2 separate regions of the Homo sapiens genome follow, and region 1 is linked to region 2. Evidence: read pairs that join two places in POLR2A ChIA-PET (ENCODE). Cell type or tissue: PC-3. All regions are shown on one strand. Links, peaks and the distances in the headings refer to the core of each region. The heading gives the core; the rest is flanking DNA. Region 1 overlaps RAD51B-AS1 (RAD51B antisense RNA 1). Region 2 holds the start of LOC107984709 (a long non-coding RNA gene).

Evidence for each region. Peaks named below come from ENCODE experiments on the same cell type or tissue, not always from the same donor. Only the 100,000 strongest peaks of a DNase experiment are listed, where the experiment ranks them.
Region 1: POLR2A ChIA-PET joins it to region 2 with 6 read pairs; 23 of 35 experiments call an interaction of 5 or more read pairs at or near these places.

What each region holds. Positions count from the first base shown.
Region 1 is chr14:68,665,622-68,668,538 of GRCh38, forward strand. All of the region lies in intron 2 of RAD51B-AS1 (RAD51B antisense RNA 1), which reads right to left. It also overlaps a transcript of RAD51B not described here. Among named protein-coding and RNA genes, the nearest start is that of RAD51B-AS1, 18 kb to the right of the region's middle. In PC-3, for the core only: no CTCF peak of the experiment used is centred there; no DNase peak of the experiment used is centred there.
Region 2 is chr14:68,778,570-68,781,486 of GRCh38, forward strand. It overlaps LOC107984709 (a long non-coding RNA gene), which reads right to left and starts at 1,628. Exons shown (of 2, transcript XR_001750793.2): 1 at 1,513-1,628. RefSeq lists an enhancer at 2,209-2,710. In PC-3, for the core only: no CTCF peak of the experiment used is centred there; a DNase peak (open chromatin) is centred at 1,582; H3K4me3 peaks cover 1,178 bases; H3K27ac peaks cover 2,500 bases.

The DNA.
Region 1 (2,917 bases), core at 287-2,786, 110 kb before region 2:
TATACCAAACACATATGGAAAGGGATCATGGGGCAGCCAAAAGAATGATGAAAACTTCACATTGGTACTGCCCCTAGAGGTGCTTTTCCACGAATGGCTAGATTATGAATGTTTAAGCTTTCTTATTTAAGTGACCTTACTCCATCAGCACCCGTCCACTCTCTTCTGGTACCCATGCCCCTGTTTCTTGGGGAATCCCACACCATGCCCTGCTCTCAGTCCATGAGATTTCAGTGCAGCCAACTTTACCCCCAACTCAGGGTGAAGCACAGGACCCAGGCCTAAGCCAATCAGAGCATTAGATTCTCTTGGGCATAGTGATTGGTTTAGGAATGGACATCTGATCAATCAGAGCCAATGAGATACCTTAAGGTCTTCCCTAGGACTTCTGGGAAGGGGACTCACTCTTTCCCCCTTGAACCTGAAATCTGAGAGGTATAGAGCTGGAATTGCTGTCATTTTTCTGTCACATGAAACCTGACTCTGAAGCCAGCATAGCAGAGAGTAGAGCTGAGAGATTTTTCTGTCACATGAAACCTGACTCTGAAGCCAGCATAGCAGAGAGGAGAGCTGAGAGATGGAGAGTACCCAAGTCCTGATAACACATTATTTTATCCCTGAATCAATTTATATCTGATGCTGGCCCTAATTCTGGATCTTTTTGTTGCATGGGCCATTGGATTTCCCCTTTGCTAAAGCAGTTTGAGATGACTTTCTGTCCCTGGCAACCAAAGAGCCGTAGTTTACAGCTATTGTTTAAAAATACATTCCTAAGTGTAAATGGAACTAAGAGAAAGGAGACAGGGCCAGCAATAGATCTGTACTTTGCAAGCACAATCTATTGCTCAGGGGCACAGACAGAGGCATATCACATACTTAAATGTGAGGAGAGCAGTACTGGGAGGTCCTCAGACAGGAAGAGGGTGAACCCCAGGCAGGAAGTTCCATCAGCAAGCATCATGTCTTTGGAAATGAAATTATTAAACAACCAGACCATTTCTATTGAGTTTCGTTTTTGTTACACCCCTCTTGGTATGCTTAACATAGTAATAAGTATTACTGCTATAGTGAAACTCCCTTATTTATATCATCACAATTTCTATTTCCCTATTATTTACTCCCTTTTCCTATGAAATAATAAAAATATTTACTCATCATGAAATTACTTTCTCTAATTTAATCTGCTTTTCCCCCAGTGTATTATAAAGGTTCTCCAGAGAAACAGAACCAACAGGATCTCCCTCTATATATAGAGATAGATTAGATATGGATATACATATGTAGATGTGGACAGAAGTGATGTCTGCCTCTTTCAGGGTTGGCCTTTTAAAGCAACTCAGCAACCCTCCAGCTCTCTCTTCCCTGATGACAGCAATCCTGAAGTCACGTGTTTCAGGTGACATAACCACTGAGATGCAGGGGTTTATTTGCCACAGCAGCATAACCTTTCACATTCTGACTAATGTAGATGTATCTAGAGAGATGTAGCTATAGACGAGATGGAGAGAGATGGATTTAAGGGAATTGACGTATGTGACGGCGGTGGAGGGAGGTGGCAAATCTGAAATTTTGCAGGAAGTTAGGTGGACTGGAGAGCAAGTAAGAGTTGATGCTTCAGCCTTGAGTCCAAAGGCTGGAAACTCAGACAGAATTTCTGAAACTCAGGCAGAATTTCTGTTGCAGTCTGGAGGCAGAATTCCTTCTTCTTCAGGAAACCTCAGCCTTTGCTCTTCAGGCCTTCAACTGATTAATGAAGTCCACACCTATTTTGGCAGTTTCTCTGCTTTGCTTAAAGTCAGCTGGTTGTAAATGTTGACTTTATTGTAAATCAAATATAAAAACTACCTTCACAGAAACATCTAGACAAGTATTTGACCAAATAGCTGGGCACCATAGCCTAGCCAAGTTGACACATAAAATTAACCATTACATCCAGCTGGAGCCAATATTCCCCCATGCTCCTCCATATATTAGTGAGGGTTCAGCTTTGGATTCCCAGGCCAACACTAAGGTAGACACTGCAAATAATGAACCCTTGACAAAGCTCTGTTAGTTCCCAGATGGAAGAAAATTAATGATGATTGCTCAATTCAGTCTGGACAGAATGCTTTACTATTTCTGTTGTGGTTAAAGTATGTAAGTCAGCTCTTATTTATTATATCTCCATTGGTTTACTTTTCACTGTTTGAGGAATTCTCCTCCCAGCTACCATGCCAGAAAAACACTTACACCCTGCCCCGTGGATCCCCAAAAACTAAGGATGTATCCACAGACCTAACTGAAGGCAGATCAGCCTTCAGTAAGGTAACTCCAGCAGGAGAAAGCATTTTCCCCGTTGTGAGGCCTGTGGGAGATCCTCATCTGAGGCAGATGTAAAGAAGCACTTCCCTGGCCTGGGTCTGCTGGGAAACAAGTGATTACCAATCCTTGTGCTGTCCATGAAAGGGCCTCACCCCTGGCTGCTGAGGGTCTGGGAAATATCTGCTTCAATGAATACCCAGGTGCTCATTTTTCTTCTCCCCAGTTACCTGCTAAAGGCTCCATCTTGACATCAACCCTGGGGTCACCCTCCAGGATACTTCCTCGAAGCAGCCACATTCCTGGGGGCATCTGTGCCAGCAGGGGATGGTGGGATGGCAAATCAGCAAGTTCTGTCAGTCCTCAGCACCACTCTGTCCACAGCCTCATGAGAGTTTTGTCTGAGGACCTTCATTAGGCTTCAGGGCCTGTGGCTGATGACTCCAGGTCAAAGCCCCAGATGATACCTGCTCATCGAAAACCACGCATTCCACTCCACTTCCCGGCCTCCCCTGCCGTTAGGTGGAGGCCATATGACTAGATCCTGGCCAAACGGATGTGGACAGAGTCATGTCAGCCACTTTCAAGGCTTGTCTTTAAAAGCATCACAGCAGCCCTC
Region 2 (2,917 bases), core at 191-2,690:
ATCAGAGAATAGTGGGTATGTTGTGGCTGAGCACACTATTAGATGGCTAAAACATATCAGGAAAGAAATCCTCAATTGTTCATTTGTGCCAGGGTTGAATGAGCTATATTTAACCTGATGATTATTTAATTAAATAGTTCCCTTGGAGTCTCTCTGCAGTCCTTATAATTTGTTATACAGAATACAATAGTAATTCATTTGCACTTGTATAATATTTACTCTTTGCTTCCCAGGGCTACTTTTTTTTTTTTTTTCAGTTTCGACAGGCCTAGAACCCCTAATAAAAGAGAGTTGAACAAACAGTTTGAGAACAGAGGAGTGAGTACAAACACAGAGTACTTGAATCACAAGATAGTCCAGCTGGAAGGAGCCTTGAAGATAACTGAATTCAACTCTGTCTTTTTACAAATGAAGCAACTGAGACCCAAAAAGGTCGGGTGACTCACCCCAGGACAAACAGCCGGAGAGGGGCCACATGTCCAATTCCTAATACTCATTCCACTACTCATTAACCTCAGGACACCACGGCTCCCTCAAACACCCACAGCCAGCTTTTGAAGGGCTAATCCCTTAGAATCGTGGGCTCTTAGAAGCTATGACACCTGTACCAATAGAAAAATCATCCATTCAGTAGGTAAGTGCCTGCTGAGTGCCAGGCATCAGCGTTGACATGAAATAGAACGGTGAACAGGAGGCTGGGCGCGGTGGCTCATGCCTGTAATCCCAGCACTTTGGGAGGCTGAGACAGATGGATCACTCGAGGTCAGGAGTTCGAGACCAGCCTGGCCAACATGGTCAAACCCTGTCTCTACTAACAATACAAAACTTAGCCAGGCATGGTGGCAGGCGCCTGTAGTCCCAGCTACTCAGGAGACTGAGGCAGAAAAATCACTTGAACCCTAGAGGTGGAGGTTGCAGTGAACCGAGATCGAGCCACTGCACTCCAGCCTGGGTGACAGAGTGAGATTCTGCTTCAAACCAAAACAAAACAAAACAAAAAAATTAACAAGAGCCCAGGCTCCTGCCTCACCAGATTTACCTTCAAGCTGGATGAGATAATGACAGACAAGTCAAGAATTAAATGAACTTGGCACTTTCTGAGAGTAATAAGTACTGAAATATTAAACCAGAATGGTAGATAGAGAGTGAGGAGGAGGGGGCTGCTTTGGATAGGATGTCAGAGAATCACTCTGCAATGTCCCTAACCCAGGAGAGGGAGAGTCGGGTAGGGGGAACACCTAGCTTTTGTTTGAACATTACTAACAACAGGAACTCCACTACCTCCAAAGGCCAGCTCAGTGTCTTAAAAAGGTCTTCCCCGGACTGAGCCAAAATCTGCCTCCCTGTGACTTCAAACTTCAGTAACTCATTCTCTGAGCATCACAAAAACCAGTCAGCTAATAAGTAGCATGTTCAAATGCAAAGCACATCCTAAATTAAGACAGTTGCTGCAATGCTTCAATTTGAAATAGCGTGTTTGGGAAAATACGACATACCAGGAGAATGACTTACATGTTCACATTCAGCCTGCAGTTCATAAAAGTGTTTAAAACCACCACTTCAAAGGATGTTCCGACAGCCAGCTTCTAGAGTCCCAAACCCGTCTGTGTGAGTCACCTGACATCAGTGACAGGACATACCAACTCCCTTCCGTCTGTAACTCTAGTTGGGGTTTTATAGCAACAACACTGCCAGTTCCGTTGCCCTGTCATTCGGCATGGCAAAGGAAATTTGGCTCTGTGCATTTTGCTTTCTAAGATATTCATGGAATCATGAAACAAACTACTCTTTGGCTCCCACCCTCTATCTCACAGAGAAGAAAATGGAAGCCTGGAAATAGAAAGTGACCATCAAGTTTCATCAGCAAGCAATGGCCAGGGTAGGACTTGTTCCCTTCAGCCTCCAAACTGGTGGCAGCTGCAACAATGCGTAAGCCCCAGGTTTGCTTGTATGTGGGGATGGACTTCTAAGCCTCCAGAGATAGTTAGTGCATACTTATGAAGAGAAAACCCAGCTCCCTAACTCCCTTTCATGTGAACCTGCACTCCAGCGATCTCCCCAGAAGGTCCCCAGCACCATACGCTGCTGAAGGGGTTTCCATTCAAGTGTGGGCACATTGTTTGGGTTGCAGGTGTCATCCGTTGTGTGGGAAGATGCAGCTCCTGCTCCAAACCAACCCAAAAGCTACAGGATGCACAGAGAGAAGCAGGGGTTAGGGACAACACCAAAGTTGGCACTATTTCAGCTTTTACCCAAGTCTAATAGTCTGACTGAACCAACTGCCTGGCTGCTCCTAATGCCTCAGAGCCCTCTAGGCTGGCCCAGTAAAATGGTTAGCAACAAAGGAAGAAAAACTGTTTAGGAGACAGGCCTTCCTGAGCCAATGAAGGAAGCCTCAGAGCCCTGCCCTCCTTCCCCCAGCTTGAGGCAGCTGGGGGAGGATCTGAGCGCTGGCTGTGCTGATCTGGCCGTGCCTCCTTCCTCCTCCCTTGCTGGCTTCTGCTGCTGGCTGGAGCTCTGAGAATCTACCATTTTTCCCCCTCTGAGCCCTGCAATCGCAGGAATAAATGACTTCCTTGAATGGAGAGGAACTGCTAGAATGCAGTTTAATCATAATGGACAGTATCTCTCAGAAAACAAGGCACCAAAAGAGGGAACACCGATGCCAGCAACCATGCTGGTGCCTTCTACAGCCAGCCCCAAGGTCACAAGTTTCAAGCAGACTATAAAGCTGCTAACTGATTAGAAAATAATCAGCTTAGCCCTTAGCAGCCTCCCTCCTGATCACACATCATGCAAGACAACACCCCTGTGAGTGATAAAATATGGTTTCCTCCACCCCAACCAGGCAGCAGCACCACTGAGACCAGGCGTGGCTTCAAAGCCACTGCTGCACCCAAAGGTGAGCCCAGCGCAG